Regions from separate parts of the Mus musculus genome. Here regions 1 and 2 are each linked to region 3. The links are chromatin loops, found by intact Hi-C in ENCODE. Cell type or tissue: left cerebral cortex. All regions are shown on one strand.

Region 1 (8,000 bases), 540 kb after region 3:
CAAATAAACTGGCTGACATAAAAAACTTGATGTGCTAAAAAGCGTGAAATGTAATGGGTTTTGTTTGCTTTTTCTTTTCTTTTTTTTTTTTCCAAGTTTTTTGTTTGTTTGTTTGTTTTTGAGGCATGTTACTGCTATATATAGTCTAGAACGTATGTCCTGGAACTCATTGGTGAACCTCATGCCTCTGCCTAAAAATCATGAATTATAGTTGTACATTAGTTTTCCGTGAAGGAACTGAGCATACGGGATGAAAGACCAAGCTATTAATTCTAGCTGTTCATACACAGGCTGTCTGGGTCCTTATCTGTATTTGTTACTTGGTCATTTACATTCGATAATGCCACTTACAAACACTATTTATAAATTTTAAAAGGCCCACACATTCAGTCAACTTTTATCCATTTTCTTGCAAATGCTCTATATTCAAGTCAATTACTTTGAACTCTTTCTTGCCGCAGACCCTCTGGGTCCCTTGTCTGAGTGGAACGGGTCTCTGGGTGCAGATGGGCAAGGAGTTGGCGAGTGACAGACAGACCAACACGCGAGATTGTGTAGAATCTGAATGTAATTTGTCAAATTGAGCATCAAACTTTTTATACAGAATAGGAAAGTTAGATGACACATCGGCAAGGTACAAATGAGGTTATTGGATGCTTAATGACTCTTACACAAAACAGAGGAATGTAAACACAAAGACTGGCAGGAACTGGGCAATAAAACAACTGAGACAAAGTCAGCCCTATCTAAGGTCAGCTATAGTCTTAGAAGCCAGGTGTGAGGTCTTTACATTCCTAGGTCAAGAGCTTTCACACCCAAGTCATGGTTCTAATTAGGGAGTTCCGTTCTAGCTAACCATCTCATGAATGCAAAACTCTAAAATCACAGCCCGATCTACTTCCTAAACCATTGTAAATTCCTGTATATGGGAGCAACTTGGCTTTTATTCTAAGTGATAGAGTAATACCAGAGGCAATTCTGAATGTCACTGAATAGGCAACATTGTTACTGAATTCCAAGCCCATGGTCAGTTCAAGGACTTTCAAGGATGTTGGAACACTGGCGAAGGCTTAGCTATGTCAGAATTCAATCTTAAAAGGCACTTATAATAAAATAATACTAAAAGAGAGCACGTGGATCCATGCACCAGACTAACGCAGGAATAGGGTATGAGTATACGGGTTAATGAGAACACCAAAGCTCCAGGAGGTGAGTTTCCGTGAACCTCTTTGCCTCGTGAGTGCTTCCAGGCCTCTCGGCCTGCCAAGAAGACTTCACTGGGGTGTGCGTGGCACTTTCTGCTTTCTAAAAATGGCTATTACTGGGTAAGAAATTTACATTTTAAATACAGTTTTGAACACTTTCCAGGCCTTTATTATGGTACCATGCATTGTCTCTTATGGACTAATGAGGCCACTTGTAAATACATCATTCGAGGTGGTGTCTGATTCCTGATCAACTACTCTCATTCAGTGTACTTTGTGGAAAGGTGGATCGTAAACATGGAACTGTTTTAGGCTGGATGATTCTCGAAGCCTTTTAGGTTAGAGAGAAACTGAAGGTGACTCAGAAAAGAAACCTTTCTCATTCATGTCATATCTGGGCCCAAGTTCCTCCTCCTAAGCTATTTAATCAAGCCACCTGTAGAGCTGCTTCAATCTCCTTGCCTGACTATTCTCAACACTATGCAGATTCAAAGTCCTGCCTGGCCTTTGGCCTCCACTCCAGGAGGCTGATATTTCAGGAGTTAAACATAGTATTCAAGCTGGGGAGGTCACTCAGTGACAGACTGCTTGCCTAGCATTCATGAAGCCCTGGGTTTGATTAGCAGCACCACATAACCCAGGTGTGGTGCTGCATGAATGCAATCCCAGCTCAACTGTGCCTAGAAGAAGAGCAAGTAGAGATATGCAGTCAAGAACAGGTAGGTCAGTGGATAGAAAATTACTGACAAAACTACCACTGTGGGTGATATCAAGAACAGGTGATAAGGAATTTGGTTAGATTCCAAGGGTGGGAGGCTGTCACTAAACTGACCCATCAGGTTTACTTGCTAAAACTGGACTAAGCAAGCAGAGCTAAAAGGCTAAGTTAGAAATAAGATTTAGAGGATGGCTCAAGTTTGGTCAAAGGAGAGTCTTTGTTAGGGATTGTCATTTCTATAGCAGAACTGGTTTTCATCAGATTTTAAGGAAAGTGCCCTACTATATTGGTTGGCTGGCCCGGCCTGGAACTCATTATATAGACGAGGCTATCCTCAAACTCACAAGATCCACTTGCTTCTGCCTCCCAAGTGCTGGAATTGAAGGAATGAGCCACCATGCTCAGCTAATATAAAATTCTTAAAATAACTGCTATAAAATCAAGCAAAACGATTTAAAGAAATATTAAGCCAACCACAGTACAACAGTACATAGGTTAAATTAGGATGGTACTACGGGAGTGGCTGTCCTCTTGGCAATATCTCATCTAGCTAAGCCTTCTGTTACATGGATAATAATATGATAAGAGTTCCTAAGAAGCAGTTTATTTGTCACCAGGTCTCAAGACTCAGCCAGTGTTTTAATCAGCTCTGGCTGCTATAACACAACCCAGAGCTTATCAACAACAGTTTATTTTAACCGTTTTAGAAGGAGCCTGATATAAAGACATGGACTGTCAGGTTCTGGAGAGGGTCTTGTGGTCATTGTACTTCACATGGGGGGGCAGCAAAATAAAGGATAGAAGTTCTAAGATTGCTAAGTTTTATTCATGAGTGACCTCATCTAACCACAATGCACCAAAGACTCTTGACTCCAAAAATCAAGGGACAGAGTCCCAGTATCAGAGTTTAGGTCTTGGGGATGCAAACATTCAGCTAGAAACTTGCAGCTCTTGGTCCTCAGAAAAGTTAGGGTTGTCCCTGTTTCCTGGATACCAGTACTTACCAACAGGGAGCAGAACCTTTAGGACATTTTGTAAATCTAAATACGCTGCGATTACTTCTCTAAGGCAAGTTGTCTAAAGAGAACCACAAGGAACTCTCCAATTCATGCCTGGTCTTCAGTCACTATGGCGAACTGGATCGGGGCGGTGCTTGAGGTGAGACTGTGTATCTATAATATAGCAAGCACTTCTGAGCTTTCTAAGATCTAGTGAATTGGGATGTGTATGGGAGGAGATTACTATAGTATCTTCAGCTCATAAAATGGAGTAGGCAACATTGTAATTTACTCCAGCTTCTTTACTTTACTGCTACAGCTTTGTCATCACCCTAAATACTTGAGCAAGGAAACACTAGTAAAGTACAGAACCAGACTCCTCACTCACTCTTACAATATGTCAGACCTCAGGCACCAGACAAAAACACCCAAAGCTGAATGTGGGGTCCACGTCAATAAATGTGGAACGCTTTAAGCCTAGTGTGTAATGGTGTCCTGTCCCAAGGTTCTTTTTAGGGACTTATTTCCAGCTTTGGTACACTTCATCAGTCGCTCATATGGTCGGTCCCTGGTATCTTGATTTCATGTCTTTGGAGAGAAGCTAGGGGCCGGTTCAGGAGCATTTGACAAAGTGCTTTGCGCAGCTAGCTGTGAATTCCACTTGCCTAGAAGCTTACGCTAAAACCATGACCAGAGCTGACCCACATGCAGCCAGGCTTTCCTTTGCCCGGACAACCTTGTGAGACCTCTAGGAGCGAGAAGCGCGCCAAGAACGCAGACTCTAAGGCGCACTCGTGGCCACCCTAGAAGACAAGTCACTAATCTGCACCAGCAGCCAGCCAGAGATACGACAAATAAAATGGAAGCTCCTGCTCGGTGGGAACACAGGCCTCGCGCTGAGACCGGAGGCCCCGGCAAGCTAGGTGAGCAAAGAAAGCAGGGCGAAGGGGATGTACCCCAAGTCAGCTTCATTCAAACCCCGAGGACACCAGACCCCGCCTCCCAACACCTCGGTCCGCTCAATCGCCGCGCGCTCCGGGTGTGAGCTCGCCCCGCGGGGAGCGGCTTTCAGCTGAGGGGGCGGTGGCAGAGGCGGTTCGGGCAGCCCCACTCGGCCGATAGGCCCAGGCAAACAACACCCATTTCTCCCTCCCCCCCGCGCGGGGTTCAACTCCCACTCGGCCCCGGCCACGCCCTGCTGCCACCGCCCCCTCGGGCAGCTCTAGGCTCCGCAGCCAGGCCGCGTTCGGGGGCGGGAGGAAGGCGGTGCCTCAATCGGAATAGCCGTCAAAAACTACGAGGCCCGAAAGCCTTTGCGGGAGAGGCCCGCCCGCCTCCTCCCACGACTCACTGTGCGTCAGCGGCCTCATCCAATGAGAGCCGAGCCAGGGAAAAAGGGCGCCCGGGTCCGGATGCGCCTTAGGAAAAGCCATGCTCACGCCGAGGGGGCAGCTGGCAGTCCACTCAGACCACGGGATCGCAGGGAGCTCACGCTTCCCCGCGCTCGCCCCGCTCCTCTCCCTTAAGCCTAGCTCCATGTCTTCCTTCCGCGGCCCCTCGCAGGATGCTGCGGCGCGCTTTTGAGTGGAGGGCGCCGGGAACTGAGTAGGGGGCGGGATATCCTGAGACAACAAGTTTGGCTGTATGGAGGGCCTGCCGGCAGCAAACCGCAGCTAGCTCACCGAGAGGGCACGCTCCGCGGGCCGGGAAGGCAGAAGCCGAACAGCAGCGAGCACCAGCCGGGCAAAGGGGAGGAGAAAGGGCGGCCCCAGCGCCCCGGCCCCGGCAGGTCGGCGGCCAATCCGCTGGGGGAAGGGGTGGAGAGTCGGCGGCGCCGGCGGAGGCAGGCCGAGGGGGGTGGGGAGTCGCCGCGCTCGCGCCGCCCTGGCTCCGCCCCCCGGCCCGCGCCGCCGCCCTCGCCGCGCGCCGCCGCTGTCAATCAAGGGCGAGTCAGCCGGGCTCGGGCGGAGAGAGGAGCTGCTACGCCACAGCCCAGCGGCGGCCATTCGCGGAAAAAGAGGCAGAGCCTGTGCCAGCTACAGCCTCCTCCGAGCCACCGCGGGCGGGCGGGACCGGCCTCTCCTCCCGCCTCGCCCCCACCCCCACCCACCTCTATCCCAGTGTCTCTGAGAGGGTTTGTCCTGTTAATGCGGGATGAGCGGTACGTATTCTCCACCCCCCTCGGTCTCCTTCACCGCCTCCCTTCGTCCCTCCCTCCCCAGACCCTGCTCGCTTCCCCCTCCCCCGGGGCCGCCGAGATGCTGGAAGGGGAGGAGGAGAGGGCGGGAGGGAACCAGGGGGAGGGAAGGAGGGCTGTGTTTTGTCTTAATGTCTGAGCTAGAACAACCTCCTTCTGGGTGTTGCTCTGGAGCCTATGGGTCGGGTTTCAAACCACGTTTCGTGAGAGCCCCCTCCTCCCTACCCTCCTTCTCCCCCACCCCCTGCCGGTGTGCACGGATCGCGGGTTTACGGAGATTAATGTTCAAGAGGAGGGAGGGGGAAGAAGGGAGGAGAACGAATAATAATAATCCTAATAACCTGTTGTCGTGTGTGTTGGTGGTGGTGGGGGGTTGTTGCAGATCAGAAGAAGGAGGAGGAGGAGGAGGCGGCAGCGGCGATGGCTACAGAAGGAGGGAAAACCTCTGAGCCAGAGAATAACAATAAAAAACCCAAAACCTCAGGCTCCCAGGTAAAAGCAAACGTTAAAAGAAAATTCAACACAAAGCTTTAGGGAAGAGAGGGAGTTATGCTCTTTAAGTACCCAGAAGTAAAGAACAGAATAAAAATGTTTATCCATTCAAAGCATCTTTCTGAGTGAGGAACTTAAATCGTAAATTCTTGAAGATTTCCCATCGTTGAGGCTATAACGATGTTTATATTACACCAGGAATTCAGACTGTTAGAAGAAGGTGTCTATTTTCCCAAGGGCATTTTGAGTTTAGAAGAATAACACTTTAAGAAAGTTTACCAGAAAATTCCTTTTTATTTAAACTTTATGTAATAGGACTTGCCTTTTTATTCATATAGCTTCTATCACCTGCTTTTGTTCATATTTCCTTTTTAATTCTGCTGCCTATTGAGTGTGTTCTGATACTTAGAGCTCTCAAAATAAATAACCCCCTCCCGACTGCTGTCTTCCACTAAATCCGCCCACTTTTTTCCCCTCCCTCTCCTTTCCCCTCCCATTTTGGGTAGGACTCTCAGCCCTCTCCTCTGGCTTTACTGGCAGCTACTTGCAGCAAAATAGGGACTCCTGGTGAAAATCAAGCAACTGGACAACAGCAGATTATTATAGATCCAAGCCAAGGATTGGTGCAACTTCAGAATCAGCCACAGCAGCTAGAACTGGTGACGACGCAGCTTGCTGGAAACGCTTGGCAACTTGTTGCCTCCACTCCTCCTGCTTCAAAAGAAAATAACGTTTCTCAGCCAGCTTCTAGTTCATCTAGTTCTTCCAGCAGTAATAACGGGAGTTCCTCTCCTACAAAAACTAAATCAGGTAATCCTTCCACCCCTAATCAATTTCAAGTCATACAAGTACAAAACCCAAGCGGTAGTGTACAGTACCAAGTGATCCCCCAACTTCAGACGGTGGAAGGCCAGCAAATTCAAATCAACCCAACTAGTAGTTCATCTCTACAGGATTTGCAGGGTCAAATTCAGCTCATTTCTGCAGGTAATAATCAAGCTATCCTCACGGCTGCTAACAGGACAGCTTCTGGGAATATCCTTGCTCAAAACCTGGCAAATCAGACAGTTCCAGTACAAATTAGACCTGGCGTTTCAATACCATTGCAATTGCAGACCCTTCCTGGTACTCAGGCTCAAGTTGTAACAACCCTACCAATTAACATTGGAGGAGTGACTTTAGCTTTGCCAGTAATAAATAACGTGACTGCTGGAGGAGGGACTGGACAAGTCGGCCAGCCTACTACTACTACTGACAGTGGGACTTCCAATGGGAATCAGTTAGTTTCTACGCCCACCACCAGCACTGCTCCCGCCAGTACTATGCCTGAATCGCCCTCCTCCTCTACTACCTGCACAACCACCGCATCAACAACTCTGACGAGCAGTGACACATTAGTGAGCTCAGCAGATACAGGCCAGTATGCAAGCACATCAGCCAGTAGTTCTGAACGCACCATTGAAGAACCACAGACACCTGCTGCTACTGAGTCTGAAGCCCAGAGCTCCAGCCAGCTTCAGTCCAACGGAATTCAGAATGCACAAGACCAGTCAAATTCCCTTCAACAAGTACAGATTGTAGGCCAGCCTATCCTGCAGCAAATCCAGATCCAGCAGCCTCAGCAGCAGATTATTCAAGCTATCCCACCACAGTCATTTCAGCTCCAGTCAGGGCAGACAATTCAGACCATCCAGCAGCAGCCTTTGCAGAATGTTCAACTTCAAGCAGTAAACCCGACTCAGGTACTTATCAGGGCTCCAACTTTAACACCTTCAGGGCAAATCAGCTGGCAAACTGTCCAGGTCCAGAATATTCAAAGTCTTTCAAATTTGCAAGTTCAGAATGCTGGGTTATCCCAGCAGTTAACCATCACCCCAGTGTCTTCAAGTGGTGGCACAACTCTTGCTCAGATTGCTCCTGTGGCTGTTGCTGGTGCCCCAATAACTTTGAATACTGCCCAGCTTGCATCAGTGCCTAACCTTCAGACAGTGAGCGTTGCCAACCTGGGTGCTGCGGGTGTTCAAGTTCAGGGAGTTCCAGTAACAATCACTAGTGTTGCAGGTAAGCTACATCTTTTTAACCCATTATTAGGAGGGATTAGTAACAGAGTTATTGCTCAGGGCTATCTTTTAGGTTTGATACACCTCTGATGTATATATACTGGAAAGGGATTAAAAAACTGGACTATTATACCAGCAACTAGATGTAGTTATCATTGTGACCTCTTTATTTCTGTAGCTTTTAAGACTCAGTTTTGTGTGTTGAGCTGGGTAAATAATTAAATTATTTCATAAAGCATCATTTTCCGATTAGAACCATAATTATAGAGATCGTATTTGAGTACACTTGAACCGTTTGGGAAAATGAGCTCATCATCTCTTCTGATAGAA
Region 2 (8,000 bases), 180 kb after region 3:
GTTCTCTCTAGAAAGCCATTCGGCCTGAACTCCACCATTCCCAACACACACCACACACAAAGTTTAGAACAAATTTTAACAAACTCACAAGGAATTGTCTTGAATTTCTATCAAATTGTCCAAATACCTACCTACTGTTTGTTCAGACTGTCCCAGACTATAGAAATATCTGTCATACAGAATAATTTGTATCACGTTTTCATTGTGGTTATACACAACATGAATTTTGAGTCTGATACCTTAAACATGACAAGAAGGAGGACTCACTAAGTCTGAGGTGGCAGAAATGTATTGTTAGAGCTACGAGACTCATTTAAATCTTGACATTTCATGTTTGGAAAACAACACTTGAAAAATGAAATGATACTCAAAATAGTCTACCTATTCATGAACAATTTTCAATAGGTACATTTCACTGCGGGAAGCATGTTGAATTCCGTTTGCTTCTAGTGTTTCTAGGCCTTCCGTTGTATGTGCGCATGGTGGTAGATATGCTTGAATACAGGGTGAGTGTTTTCTACAGAAACACCAGGAAGCAAGGAGTACTCTAACTTAGCATCTCTGTGTGTAATGCTACTAGAGTGAGCTCTTTCTCTCTGGCATTGCTTTATATTTTATAGGGTTTCCCTCTTACAACTGAATTAAAGAGCAAAGACAAGTTTTCTCCATTACAAAATTCTCATTTAATCCTTATCCACACTTAATTTATCAAATTAAATCGGACAAGATTGATGCGGTGGCTTTTCACGCTGGACAACGTGTGTAAAATCGGCAGACAAGGGATTGTAAAGAGTGCCCACCGTGACTTGTCATAGCATCTTGCCTCAGCCTTAGCGGCCCTTGCCTCCATCCAAGCGGGGTCAGGATGCTTCTTGGTGTTACACTGTGGGCCCTGCAGGGAAACAGAGTAGGGACACAGCCTCCAGCAGAGTCGCTTATTACACCCTCGGCCCCCTTCACCTGCCCCAGCCATTCAAAATAACATCACACCATCAAATATTCATGAACCACACGATGCTTCAGCCAGGGCTCGCTACTGCAGGTGGCTGTTACATCAGTAATTGCCCAATACTTCCCTCCACAGCGTAAAATTGTTTTCATTATGTGTCATGAACACAGAGCCAAGCAAAGCCCTCTTGAGTGGATTCCCAAGAGCTAGAGGGAGGTGGTACTTAAACAGGCGCTTTTTGACTTAGATTTTTTTTAAAATATAAATAAATAAAAATAAAAAGAATCAGTGAAAGCTTATTAACTCTTCTCCTGAGAGCAGCAAAAGGCAGAAGCTCCTGAAAAACTCCACAAAGATTATCCTAAATGTCTCAGTTACTAGGAACAGCTTTAGGACCTTCAGCGGGGTCTTAACGATACTTCAAGCTGCAGAGAAGAAAATCACTTTCCACCTGACTGAAGTTCCCATGGAGTGCAGAGCTGGGGGATAAGCAGGTTTCAGCAATAAACTCCGGCATTGTGAGGAAATAATGCCCAGCCAGGTCCCCTCGTTTTGATTCAACGGTGTCTTTTTCTTTCCCCCCTACGGAGGGCTAATCACAGCCCCACTTTGTTTAATTGCAGCAAAGAGAGAAATGTGTTTAAGAAGTCATTCTGGACCCCTTGAAATGAATGCTGGGGTTCTCCAAGGACAACAAACAGGATGCATAATAAATAAGATTTAATTTTCAGATCAAAATAGGCAGAGTTAAAGATTTTTAGCGACTGATCTGGGAGAGATGCGGCTGTAAAGAGACTCCGGAGTGGGGGGTGGGAGGAGAGTGGAGAGAGAAGGGCGGGGAGAGCAACAAGTGGGATTAAAGTCTTGGTTTTATATGGCACAAGCTGTTTTGGCATGGTGGGAGGGTCTTTACAGGACTAAAATCTTCACAGAATGGAGGGCTGTTGGTTCTTCTTTGCAACGTGATTCTGATTTAGGAAGAAGAAAGGAAGGAATCGGCAAGAAAGGAAGTGAGAGATTAAAAGGGGAGAGAGAGAGAGAGAGAGAGAGAGAGAGAGAGAGAGAGAGAGAGAGAGAGAGAGAGAGAGAAATGCCCTTAATGTAAATGAAGGTAAACCTTTAATTGACAGATCTGCCGACCCTAAGTTTCAAACTCAAGATGGGAAAAAGTGTAGGGTGCAGTGCCCCTGTAGACGGCCTCAGGTCATGAACTCCCTGGGTTGGTAGCTAAAGGATATGTATCTGTCCCGTGCTGTCTTTTGGAGCTTGATAAAACTGAGCCCCGGTTCAAGTAATAAGGAAGGCGCCCTTTCCTCATCATTAATTTAAAGTCTATTTCTTGCCCTCAGGGCTCTTCTTAAGAAAAACTGTTTCCTTCTTGCCTTTAGAAAAATTTAACCAGGAACATAATGGCAGTCATTTAATTAAGCAGCTGTCTTAAAAGGCTCATGGGACTTGAAAATGTGTAAAAACAAGTTCTCCATTTCAAAGCCATGGCTACACATTTCTAAGAAGGTTGTTTGGTTTTTGGTTTTTGGTTTTTGGTTTTGTTTTTTTAATAACAGGAATTTTCATCAGGGTATCTAGACAGAAATTATTTAATCATAAAAAAAGTTTTATGGTACAATTTGGATGATATTTTCTTTTGCTAACATAGACTCCATTGATAACAAATTAACCATAGGTAACTGTCAGTCTCATAGACTGCAGAAAGCAATGGGCATGAAACCACTCTCGAGCATCTGCTGTAGGGGGTTTTTCTCTGGGCTAAGTGGAAGATTCGAGGTTATTTAGTGTTCTGCAAAAACAATGTAAAGTGTGTGTGTGTCCAACCTACACGTATGTATCATGAATGATGGATTTTCTTTGCATCTGGTAACTATAGACGTTTTCCCTCTGAATACAGCAAATGACTGTTTCAAAATGAAACCACTATGTGTTTGAATGTTGTATTATACTTCCTTCCATTTGGAGTGAAAGGCGGCTTTAAAATGTTAGGTATATCATTGCCAAAAGGGGGCTAAATAGTATTGTCAGCATTTTGAGAAGGCATAGGTCCTTTTTTCTCCCTTCCTTCTCAAACTCCTTTCTGGACAGCTGTTCGTGACTTAGCGAACTTTTATTATGGATATGTATGTTAATGACAGGCAATGAACTGGAGATGGAGGGCCCAAACAGGCCCAGCTCTTCAGCGCACATCAAAAGCCTTCACAAAAGGAGCAGTAAAAGAGACAGAGATGGCAAAGCCTTCACTTTTGTACCCTGAATTAGTTCTGCAAGCAATGAAACTGATCTTTTCTCCTTGCCAGAAAAGTCTGCTGATTTTTGTGAGTGCTCATTAGCACAAGAGGCATTTGTGAAGATAATTGACTGACGCCGATACTGCGGCTGTCACAACAGTGCCAGCCAGCAGTGTGTGTGCATTTTAATAGTTGTAGTTCTTTCTCTTCCCCCGACTTTGCGGTTTCTAAAAGGTACTCGTCTTCCAAAGGTTTGCACTCCTCTTTGAAGCAAACAAGTTAGGAATCTTCCTGTTCAAAACATATAGTCAGCCTTACATTTAAAAAAAAAAAAAAAGTGTATTTTCTCTACAGTACCCAACATGGACGTACAATATAAAAAAATCCCATTTAATAAACTTGGCAGAAATCATACAGATGTCGATTCAAACTATTTAATTAGAGAATGAACATCTGGGTGATGGTTTATGTACGAGAGCGCTCGACAGCACAAACTGCCCAACTGCCTCAGAGGCAAATGTAGGGATGGCATATATTTTTAGACTCTTTAAAAATGTGTCCTTTTCTCTGTGTGTGGGCACAAAGTTAGAAAGAGTAAAAGAAGATACTGGGAGATGGGATAGTGTTTTTGGAAGCTCTGCCTTAGCAATAGGCTGACTGAGGTCCGTGTAGGAGAGATTCACAAAGAACAGTCCTCTGAAGATGGCAACCTAGCCAACATACACAGTGCCCAAGAATTCTCCATTGAGCATTGGAGAAGTTTTCAGTCAAGTTTTTGCTGTCGCTTGGTGGCCTATCATAGAAACCATTGCCACTTACTTTATTTGCCTTCTCTCTTTTGTAAAGAAACTTATAAAACATTTACTTTATTATACATCCATTAGTTCTTTGAGTAGAAAAGCACCTCTGGGAATTTGCATGCTATTTTGAGAAAAAACAGACTCCTCCCTATGTGGAGTATTCCATGGCTATGTGTAACACACTCTGTAATCCATACACTTGTTAAGCTATATAAGGGCCTCTATACATTGAATATCTTAAGGACTCTACATTGAATATCTTAGTACACTTTCTTTTGGTATACTTAGGTAGCCTGTCTGGTTGTATCAGGTGACACACAATATTTTCCTTAAGAAATAAATAAGTTCTTCCAGTCTAAGGAGAGTAGAGTTGGGTGAGTCATATTTGAACCATCACCTTAAAAAAATGAATATGAGATGTCTAATGTAGCCTTTGGCACACATGTTTCTACTGCATAGCTTCCTGAGTTAAGATTGTCCTAGAGGGGCTGCAAAAGAGGGTAGAAAGAGCTGTCCTCTTCACTTTTGAATTCGTACTTCAATGTGTTTTTCAGAAGCTATTGTGTCAACATTTTCTGGAAAGTTGGCAGTTGAATCCTTGTTTTACCTTGGTGGGTTATTTATGTCCCCCATAGAGAAATGCAAGTCAGAGCGTTTCAAGAAAAGTATTCAAACTCCACTACCTGGCTTTTTCCATGCCTGGTGTTCTGAAACAAGGGAAACCAGCCAGGCATTTTTTCAAATGATAAAGGTAGGTTTGGAAAGGATTACCCTGGGGTTCACTCTCTCCCACTTCTGAGCTAACAGCTGTAAAAGGAAGGTTGCTGCATCAGAACTGCCCTTAGCAAACCACTGCAGGCTGGGTGTGGTAGGAAATACCAGTCATGCCTGCTTTAAGTAGGAGAAGGCAGTAGGATGGCAAGTTGAAATCTCATCGAGCTACATGAGTTCCAGGTTAGTCTGCCTACATAACAGCTTCTGAAAATTTGCATTTTCCTTACCATCTGTTCTACCACTTGACCTATTCTAACTATTCTAGAGAAAATTGATAACCATTCTAATTCATTAGAGACAGAGAACCATTAGATTTCCACACTTGATTTCTGGTCTCTCAGAAGCAGGGTGCTCAGTAACCCACAGAATGTGTTTCTTCTTCTCCTATTCAGGGCATGTTTCTCTGGTCCCTGTCTCCTTTGTACTCTGCTCTTCATGTCTGATCTTTTACATGGTATTAGGATTACTATTCTCTGAGATACTTCTTCTCAAGTTTATTTGAGACAGAGAGTCACTATGTGGCCTAATCTGGTCTCAAGTTCGTGATCTTTCAGATTCTGCTTCCTGAGAGATGAGGTAGACATACTATTTTTACCCTCTCAAATTTGAGTTTGTTTTTGCATTTGACTTTTGTGTTTATTTACTTATAATTACTATTATGTTATATCTATGGGTGTTTCACCTGCTGGTATGTGCACCACTTTTGTGCCCGGTGCTCACAGAGGGTTTCTGATTCCCTGAAACTGAACTTATAAATGGTTGTGAGCCATCACATAGGTGCTGAGAATTGAACCCACCTCTTCTGGAATAGCAGTAATGCTCTTAACCACTGGTCCATTTCTCCACCCCCTACTTTTTATTATTTTTTTTAAGCCTGAATATTATCAGTGGCCCTGATTCTCACAATGTAGAAGGAGAAACGATGTATTTTCTTTCACTCATGGGTCCGGAGGTATGAGTCATGGTTGGTTTGCTCAGTTGATCTTGACCTGTCATGGTAGATAGGCAGGGTAGGGCATAGCTATTTGGTGCATGACAGAAGGAATCAGAAATGGATGACAACAGGGGACAAGACAAGATGCAACCTTCAAAATCCCATCCCCCGAGGACTGCCTTTCTCCAACCAGGCACACCACCTATCAGTGAAATAACTTATCAATAATAGCCTATCAAAGGAATGTATGCCCTCACAATCCTTCAGCCTCTGGAAACATCCACACACAGAGACCCACAGAAAGTGTTACTAATCTCCCAGGCATCTCTCAGTCCCAAGTCCTATCAAGTTTACCATCAATATTAACCCTCACACTAAGTAATGCAGAGATTCCAAATAGAGAGCCTAGGAGATTAGGATGTGAACACTGAGATCATGTTTGAACTCTGTAGCCTCCCACGAATCAGTGAGGGAGCCAAAAGCCAGAGAGATTCAGTGTTCTGATGTTTCCAGAGGAGCCAGAAACCTGCATTGATTTTGGTGTTGTCACAGTATTTTAACTAATTTTTCAATGGACTTGTAAGAAATCCCTGTGGGCTGAATGGCAGCAACTTCCATACAGTATGGAAATTCTAATTTAATTAATTTATTTAAAATTTTTGAGACAGGGGGCTGGAGAGATAGCTCAGCAGGTAAGAGCACTGACTGCTCTTCCGAAAGTCCTGAGTTCAAATCCCAGCAACCACATGGTGGCTCACAACCATCTGTATTAAGATCTGACACCCTCTTCTGGTGTGTCTGAAGACAGCTACAGTGTGCTTATATATAATAATAAATAAACCAAAAAAATTGAGACAGAATCTTTCCTGAGCATGCAAATATGAAAGTAATTTAGAATAAGGCATAATGTCAGGTGGTGATAGTACCCACCTTCAATTCCAGCATTCCAAAGGCAGAGGTAGAGGCAGATAGATTTCTGAGTTTAAGGCCAGCCTGTTTTACAGAGTGCTATCCAGGAGAACGCTACATAAAGAAATCTTATTTCAGATTAAAAAAAAATGGATAGAGACCTCATATTGTTCTCAAACTCCTTAGGAATGACCTTGAACTCCTAGGTCTGCCTCTCCAATTCTAGAATACAGATCTGTACGGTTGTCCCTGGATTGTACATGATCAGAACTAAATCCAAGGTTTCAAAATACTAGCTCAGCATTCTACCAACTGAGCTACATCCCAAGGCCATAGAACTTCTGATTTAAAGAAGTTTTAAATATTACGTTTTTAAAATTACCTTTACTTAAGCTGAGAGTAGTGGTACATACCTTTAAACCCAGCACTTGGCAGACAGGTGAATCTCTGTGAGTTGGAGGCCAACTTGGTCTATATACTACTCCCATGCCAGACAGATTCTGAACAACGTACAAGAGTAGGGTCTCCCATACCATGTGGGTCCCAGGTATTGAACCCATGTCATCAGCTTTGACTGCAAGCACCTTTGCTTGACTATCCATCTTTGCTACCTCTAAATACTATTTGCTTGTTTGTTTTTTCTTTTCTGAATAAGTATTTAATTTGAATTTAATGTTGAAAACAAGTGCTAGGAAGATGACTCAGCTGGTAAGGGTCCTTGCTAAGCAAACCTGGTAACCTGAGTTTGATTCCTGGAGCTGCATAAAGGTAGATGGAGAAAACCAACTTCACAAAGTTGTCCTCTGACCTTCACCACACACACCATGGCACTGTCTCTGTTTCTTTCTCTCTCTGTCTTTCTCTGTCTGGCTCTGTCTCTGTCTCTATCTCTCTGTCTCTCTGTCTCTGTCTCTCTCACACACAAATAATACATTTTTTGAAGTTTTATAATGGGAATAAATACTCCTGAAATTTTTGTTCTGTATCATTTTCTAAGAGAAGTATTTCTTATGTGAAGTATTCCTGGCCATTTGTAATGCAGGATTGCCTTGTGCCACTTGGCATTATATTCCTATTTAATCACCTTTTATAGTCTTCATGGAGACCATCAACTAGCAAAGCAACATTGATTTCAAGTGGAAATGGTGGAGGTGATGGCTTTTACTTTTCATTTCTTTGAGGTATCTCCCACCCCCACCCCAGTTTTGTTCATTTACTTCATACATTCTAGGAAGGCATGGCTAACAGAGGTTTCTGATGTGTTTCTTCCTCAAGTCCGACTTGGCAGTTCAGCAACACTTTTCAAACAGAATTAACCTCTATTCAGGTGACCCTGTAGTTCCAAATGGTTTCTCTTCTAGAAGCCACTTCAGGACAGCTGAAGAATCATGGGA
Region 3 (8,000 bases):
ATGAGGTTATAAAAGGAAAACAGAGGTCTGGATGTCTGCTTTCTCCTTCCAGAGAGCGGGGAGTGAGATATGCTGCTTCTGCCTCTTGATTAATAGATTAAAATGTGTAGATTCCAAGACAAGTAAATAAAGCCATTTGTAACCACTAAACACAAATGGGAATTTTATCATTGAAAACATCAAAGTTTCTTTCTTACTGCAAATACAGTTTCGAATGCAAGTGTGGTCTGACATATACACGGGTTAACGGATAAAAAAGGGGAAGGAAGAAAGCTACGGGGAAAGCCTGGTGGGAGAAGACAGGGAAGCGGAGCGCGTCGTACCTCCGCAGGCTACGGATAAGCCAGCTGCTGGCTTCTGGGTTGCCCAAGGCTTGGCTGCAACTCCCCAGCTTTGCTAAGCGACCGGGGCTGTCCTCCGCGACTGAGCGCGCTGCCAGCGGCGTGCGACCCTGGCAGGAAAGGTGGGAAGGGGGTGCTTCACTCTCTCCTCAGTGTGGGCACCTGGTGCGGAAGCGCGCAGGCTACTAAATAAAGCAAGTGGGGCCGAGCGCCTCCAGCGCCCGGGGGAGAAGAGGGCTGAGCCAGGTGGGGGTTGGTGGGGGCTGTTGGGAATTCTGTGGTCAAAGTTTCTCTCCTGTTGAAAAGAAAGCCTGGCCAGGAGTGGACCTGTGGATTCCTGAGGGCCCCTCCACGGCCCATCCCTGCTCTCGGGTGGTTCTACTTAAGAACTTGCCTGACATTTCCTGGGAAGGGATGTAATAAAAGCCCCTCGCTGGTGGCAGATTGTTGAGCCGTAGGTGGGAAGGGATCAGTCGGCTAGAGCTGAGAGAGGGCTGTATTTTCCTGATTGGAAAATGGGAACTTCCACGCTGAACAATAGCCCCTATTAGCAAGGTTATTCGGTTTCAACTGTCCGGCCACATTTACAGCCGGGTCCTTACTTTCCTGGCATTGCTTAATTGGATGTATTTGTTGGCCACAGCGAGGCCGCCATGACTCTTGAGCTACTTGCCGGGGACTCTTGGGGATGCAAAGCATTATTTCTCGAATAAAATGGAAACGAGTATTTCCTTTTCTCTTTACCTCTTTCTGAGTCGACTCAATATTTTCTTCCATTTCTCCTTAAAATTTATCGCTTTTCTTCTCTGTCGCTTTAAAGTATTCAAAGTTAGGAACACTTTTTAATTAAAAGATGTATACCGGTTTAACCTAGGGTATTATGATCTTTGATTTACTTTACTAGGTAATTCAAATTGTATATAGTCAGAAGACAAGGACTTGCCCCCATGGATCAAACAACCTTAACAAATTACCAAGACTCAAACCTCCACTCTGTGTGTATAGCCTATTTAAATGAAGAAAACAAAACACATTTTTCATATGCATACTCATATCTTCATTTCATATTGAAGTGGCCTTATTCTACCTCTGCAGGCATACAGTCCATGGTTAATTTTTTTATTCGTCTTTCCCAGCCTATAGACGAAATTGATAATCAGTTCCACAGCTTTTCCATTCTTCTTCACCATGTAAAAGAAGAAAACACTTGTTAGGAAAAGGGTTTGCTTGTTTTCAGAGGATGGTGTTGCTGTTCTTGTGCAAGACTGTTTTGTAAAAAATAAAGCAGCGTAGACATTCAGATGAGTGTCTGATTTTTTTTTTCTGGAATAGATTTGTTTGGCTGTTTTTTCTTTTGGTATTATATATTACTTTCTCACAGCTAACATGCAGAGTTAAAAACTACTAAATTCTTATCCGTAACACTATTGATTTCTTTTCATTCTGTTCTGTTCCTGGGAGAAGCAATGCTCCCAGCTCACCCAGTTGCCTGCTCCTCCAGACGGTTGACAATTGCAATCGCAGTTTCGGGAAGATAAATGTTACTTTGGGAATTGTGTCTAATTACAAATAATCTAGGAGCTGCTCTGAGTCTCTGTGCTCTGCCACACATGTATTCAAATCAGTGTACAGGGTTCCCGAATGGGGATGTTTGTGACCAGGGTTTTATAGTTCACTTTCTAAATCCATGGAACAAACTAGTGTGCTTCTCCTTGAGCTCCATCACCAGGACCCAAGAGATTACACAGATCAAAAACCATCCAAAAAGTGTGTGTGTGTTGGGGGGGGGGGAGGTTGTGTCAAAAATACTAGAAAGCCCAAGGAAGAAAATGTTCATTGGAGATACTTTCAGCTTAGTTTTATTCATATGAGTTCATGGGATACTTTACACAAATCCTTTTTTTTTTTAAATAGGGAGCTTTTTTTTTTTTTGACCTTACATACGTGAATTTTTCTTCGTGGGTTATTTTTCTGCAGGAATTCTGTGCCTTTCTGCTGAAATCACTCAATGGTTATGTTTTACTGTTCCTCTAGTAACTGCTGCTACCTTTGTGTGTGTGTGTGTGTGTGTGTGTGTGTGTGTGTGTGTGTGTGTGTGTGTGTGATTCTTTGCTTATATGGCAGTCAATTAGTGCTGGTGTGTGTGTGTGTGTGTGTGTGTGCGCGTGCTTGCTTGCTTGCTTTTTACTAATAGTATTATTAACAAGAAAAAAAAAGTGAGGAACAGGTTATTCTCTTAACCTGACCTGGCTGTAAGAGCAAGATGAGCAGCACTGAGCAGATGTCCCCATTTAAGCCGTTCTTTTCCCACATGCCTGCTGGATATTGCAGGCGCGCAGGAAGCTCGCTTCAAACCTGGCCCATTTCAGGCCATAATGGCCACGTTATTTCGGCCCAGTGAACACGAACAAAATCGTGAGCTTTAGAATCATTCGATTCTGAGTCCAGGAAAAGCGGGGGGGGGGGGGGGGTGTGGTGGTAGTGGGGGTGGCTAGGGAGGGGTGTGTGTGTGTTGGGGGGGGGTGATTTCATCTCGGATCGCAGGAAGAGAACTTGCTCAAAAGAATTTTCCCCAGCAAATATAGTATAATTTACAGCGCAACTTAATAATCCGAAGGGCAATGCAAAAGCCCTTTGCGTTGTAAACCGCTTCTAATTACCTGCCAGAGCAATTAGCTGACTATCACGAAGAAATTAGATCGCTCAATGTAGCATAAATAATGCGAATAATTTTGTAAGAAGAATGGAAAGCGAGACCTGGTGTTTCTTTATAAGGAAATAACACCTCGTACTGTACGAGCCCTCCATGAACACATATTAATGTCTAGGCATGCATGGCAATGAGTCCAGGCAGGAGCCCTCTGGCTGCAGTTCAGCACTTTTTCCGTTTACGTATGCGGGGTGAAAGTCGGCTTCCAGGCGTTCGATCTCCAGCCTTCCAGCTCACAGTAATTAACACATAGCGACTTCAATGGGAAAACCTGTTTTCCAGATGATTTTTACAATGCAGCTTTATGTCTCATTTGGCAGTTTAAATAGCTGGAGTTGTTTTCTGGCTTCATCTCCACTATCATCTGTTGAGCATATTTTGCTTAGAATATTGAATCCTAACCAAAACTCGGGCACAGGATTGACTTTTATTCTCTTAAGTGGGGATAACAGAAGCCACTTTAAAACACACACACACACACACACACACACACACACACACACACACACACCACTCACACATACAAGAGGTAGGGATTCTTATGAGGAGTTGCAGATGTTTAGCCAGCCTGTGCATTAAGGATATTAATGTGTTTAATTGTGGCTTCTCTTGGACTTTTTACTAAAATCTACCTTCATCAGGTCTCAAATCTAGTTTGTTTCTCTTAGTGTTTCGTACCTAAGGACCCCATGTTTCTCAGTTAAATAAATCAAAAGGAAAATGAAAACCTAATTTTGGAGTAAAGTTGATAGTGCAACTGTCTGAAAACACCATTAAACTCTTTGAAATTTACTAGGTTTGTACATTAAAAATAACACGACTTCAAAAGTAATTTAGGAAGAGTTTGTCTGCCAGCATCTTCGAAACACCCCCACCTCCAGGGAGGGGGAGGAAGGGAGAGAGAAAGAGGAAGAGAGTTGCTTCTAACTGAAGGCCTTTCAGAAGCCTTAAGTGAAAGGAATTAGGAGCCCACCCACCTTTTGCTTCATTGACTAGGTAAGTCTCACATTTGAGTCAAATTAGACCATCGAGGAGAACTGGGCATTTGTGTTGGTCATACATGCCTAAAACAGCAGCTTTGCTGCGCACCTCACAGTGATCTTTTTCCCTGAGTCCTGTTCCAAGAGTTCTGCTCCAACTAGGATGGGCGTTCCCTTCCCCCATCTCAGCTCATCTCTTTATGGAACTCCTGGTACAAGTCATTCTCTAAGAATCTCTTAAGTCTTGAATTTTAGTAAGTTCTGCAGCACTTAGAAATATTCTCCTCCTAAGTAAACAACAGTTTTGCTCCTGAAAGAGATCTAGAGGGAAACTGGAGGGATCCAAGTGATTCTCTCCATCACTCTTGTCCTTTGGTGTCAGGTCTATATGCAGTCACTGTCTTAAGAGAGGCATTCATCACTTTACATTCTTTCCCACCTGAATTTTGAATTAGTGGGCGAAGGTGGGGGGGGGGCAGGCAGTAGGGTTTATACATTTTGAATCAATCTCTTTCACTTTAAAGAATATTAAGATTTTTTCCCTTTAATCCACATATAAAGTAACACCCCTAACCCTGGGTTCAAGGGCATTAGATTCCACATCATTAGAGTCAAGTTCCCCAGAAGAAACCCCTCCCATCTAGAAAGAGCAGGGTATTTTTTTTTCTTGATAAGAACCATGCCTGTATTCAGCAGTAGTTACTTTTAAAGAAGACATTCAGTCTTTGTTCTTGTTTATCAATTAGAAAAGTAATGAATGTTGGTAATCTTAAAACGTTTTCAACCTATCATTCCAATTTGAATTATGCTACGAAGCTTTGTTTCCTTCAAACACTTCAAATCATGTACTACCTCAATATTAGCCAAGAAGGTTCTGTCTCAAATAAGAAGAACCCTGCTGTCCACCAAAGGAGTCTGCCCCATTTTAATTCAAAATAAGACCCAGAATTGCAGAGGGAGGCAGGATCAAACTTTTCTTCTAAGCAATGCCTGCACTTAACCGGCCACAGCCAGTGTCATTCCTCCTTCTGTCTCCTTTGTCCTTATTGAAATGAATCATTCTATTCAAAACTCCTCCCTGGCTTTTTGGAGGAGGAGAATCCATAAGGTAAAAGAAGCTGAATTGATTATTGTCGTGTCTGTAATTGCTCTAAAAACACTATCCAAGGCAGCCTCATAAGGCAAACACATTGGTCTTTGATCAACACTGAAGAAAGCAAACATTTGTAAAACAGACCCACAACTACACTGTCCACACTTGGTATTTACAGCCCTCAAATGGAGTGTCCATTACTTTCAAAGGGACAGCTATTAAGGACAGAGTTTTTCTGTAGATGGTGCTTTGGTGGTATTCCAACCTGAATATATCCCCCGCCCCCACCCCTTGGTGCTGTAGGGAAAAATCGGTTGTCATCAACCAGAAAGAGGTTACCAGTGTGATACTTTCTTTGCCTGTATACTTGAAATATGGACAGTAACTGACCCACATCCTTTGGTTTGGTTAAGAAGAAAGTGAAGTGATTGCTAGAACTCACCAGGTGGATCCTTAAGAACAAGGGGGAAAAGCAAGCCAAGAGCCCACAACTAACTAAAATTTGCAAGTTTTTAAGTTAAAAACCGCACTAGTGTTATTTTACTGACTGACATTGGGCTATCGATCATGTTAATTCATTTCGTGTTTTAATCAACATTATAAAATATAACAAATTGTTTATTAGCACATAGTGTTTAAAACTTCACTATATACTTTTGATATTCATAAATAATTTTATTGGGTAAATTGCCAAACGAGTCAAACATACACTTTTTCTTAAGCGACGATGAGCAGAATTTCCTTCCCCTTAGCTTCCTCAGGCAAGATTTAGGAAGAGAAACCCCAAAATGGTTAATAATGGGTGGGAGAAATTGTAGGGTGTGAAGTCTGAAGAGAAATTACAACCCAGTGCTGACTTTGAAGGTGCCTGTTACGCCCCAGTTCAGAGCTCAGCTTCAGAGGGACTTGAACTTCGTTCTCGCCCCTCTCAGGGCAGGGCCCACTGAGGATGCCCGCACGCAGAGAATCACCCAGAGCTGCGGTTTCTGCATTTAATTGTTCTAGTGCTTCAAATTGGCCCCTGCTTTCATGAAAACTCGGCCGTTTTTGATATACCGATTCACCTGGCTGGCCGTTTCTGTGTTATGCCTAAGATACTGGAAGATTCTAAGAAGGAGAGATGGGGAATGGACAGGCTCCAGGGGTCTCCTCCACTGTTGGAGGCAACCGCCCAGCCTCTCCCAGCATCTCAGAAGGGCAGTCAGCTTCAGCAGTATTGCTGGTTTTAGGGGTGGAGTGAAAGTGAATGGAGGGCCACTTTTCCCACCAGTCGCTTGAGAAAGTCACTGCTGACGGTGAAGCAGTCATAGGAAAGTATGACAGCTCCAGACTGAGGGGCAGAGAGAAGGCGTCGGGATTCTCGGCTTTAGGGCTGCTCCCCGAATATTCAGGTCCTCAGTAGTGCTCTCTTTCCTGCCGACCCGCCTTCCCCAATTCCTTTTCTCCAGCCTGGGAGCGCACGCGTCCCGGACCAAGGTCCGACTTCTCTGAAGAAGAAGGAGCACGCCCCGGGTTGCTTGTTGCGGGCCGGGCCCCGCCCCGGCCCTCCCTCGGCCCTCCCATCCGCTTAGCCGAGCTCCCCCGCCTTGCTGTACAGACACGGTAGCCTCAGGCTCCGGGGCTGAGGGCCGTGTCTGCTCTCGCCAAAGGGGAGTCACCAGCGCGCCCCGGGACGGCGGCTGCGCACGGGTTGCAGCGCGGGTCACCGAGCGGCTCCTCTGCGGGTGCGCTGCGGCTCCCACCCCTAAGCTTAGCTGCCCGCCCTGATCCTCCCAGCTCCTCCCCGACCCTCCTCCGCGCCCTCCCCCGGAGAGCTTGCACACCCTGCGGGCGGGAAGGGGCCGCCCTCGGGGCGGACAAAGGGGCTGGAGGGGCGGGAGGGGGCTGAGGCTGGCACGCGCGGCCGCGGGAGGGGCCCGTCGCTCCCCGGGCCGCCCACCTGACACCTGCTCTGAGCGATGTCCTGGAGGCGGGTGCGAGCGCGGGGTCGCCGCCGGGTCAGATTGTAGCGGACTTTCCCTGCCTGGGCAATAGCTAAGCCCACTGTGGCCAAAGCTCCCTCACGGATCTTGGCTTCTTTTGAAAAGTGAGGTGCTGATTCTTATGTCCGGAATTCTGTATCAGCATCACCCGCCGAGCTATTCCAATTACCTGGCAGGTTTCTGGGCCAAATCCTGAGGGTCAGTTTAAGTTTTGTGGCTATACCTGTGTATTGTATATTTCCACCAAGTGCTCACGCCCAATGCTGCTGATCCAGGCACCGCACTGATAAGAACAGTACTGCTGTTCATTCTCCACTACCCTTCACCGTAGAGGACAGGACCCCAAGCCACAGGAGGTTAACACTCCTGTAGGTGAACTTCAGGCACACCGACTGCATTTCCCTTGTGGAAACTCTGAGTCTGACCAAAGCCTGGAGATAATCTTCATTCTCCTTCAGTAAAGACCGAGGCCTCAGCCCAGAGTGCCACTACCCACTTAAAGATCAGAATCAGAGTTTTGAGTCTCAGCACCTACACATAGATTCAGAGAAAAGTAACTTTTATTTTCCTTTGGTCTCCTTAGTCCAGCCTGGCCTTAAACTTGCCACAACCCTCCTGCCTCAGCCTCCAAAATGGTTGGGATTGCAGGCATGACCCATAAGGCCCTGATTTCCCTTTTTATTTACTGACAATCTCTGGCTTTTTTTTTTTCCTCTCTCTCTACTCTTTTTCTCCTCTCAATCCTATGCCTTGCACATTTTTATTGCATTATGTTGTATTATATTGAGGATCTAAAAGATTTTAAAGCAGCAAAGCTAGTAAACAGTAGTGATTTAAACAAACCTTTAAAAATCCACAATTTTAGATTTGAAATGTTCTCTTTTTTTGAGAAAT

What was found. A loop is a pair of places that touch in the nucleus more often than their neighbours do. Peaks named below come from ENCODE experiments on the same cell type or tissue, not always from the same donor. Only the 100,000 strongest peaks of a DNase experiment are listed, where the experiment ranks them.
Region 1: a loop joins it to region 3, with 6 times the contacts of the local background. A loop is called at or near these places in 7 of 42 quality-filtered maps.
Region 2: a loop joins it to region 3, with 3 times the contacts of the local background. A loop is called at or near these places in 3 of 42 quality-filtered maps.

The regions. Positions count from the first base shown.
Region 1 is chr12:118,298,309-118,306,308 of GRCm38, reverse strand. Sp4 (trans-acting transcription factor 4) reads left to right here and starts at 4,869. Exons shown (of 6, transcript NM_009239.4): 1 at 4,869-5,082; 2 at 5,501-5,610; 3 at 6,117-7,671. The coding sequence starts at 5,076. In left cerebral cortex, CTCF peaks have their summits at 4,148 and 4,934; DNase peaks (open chromatin) are centred at 4,192, 4,817, 6,171 and 7,118; H3K4me3 peaks cover 3,680 bases; H3K27ac peaks cover 2,513 bases.
Region 2 is chr12:118,654,737-118,662,736 of GRCm38, reverse strand. Gm31626 (a long non-coding RNA gene) reads right to left here and starts at 1,035. Exons shown (of 3, transcript XR_382011.3): 1 at 991-1,035; 2 at 801-892. In left cerebral cortex, no CTCF peak of the experiment used is centred here; a DNase peak (open chromatin) is centred at 3,809.
Region 3 is chr12:118,835,660-118,843,659 of GRCm38, reverse strand. No RefSeq gene overlaps it. Among named protein-coding and RNA genes, the nearest start is that of Sp8, 7.6 kb to the left of the region's middle. In left cerebral cortex, no CTCF peak of the experiment used is centred here; DNase peaks (open chromatin) are centred at 178, 1,119, 1,838 and 3,209; H3K4me3 peaks cover 801 bases.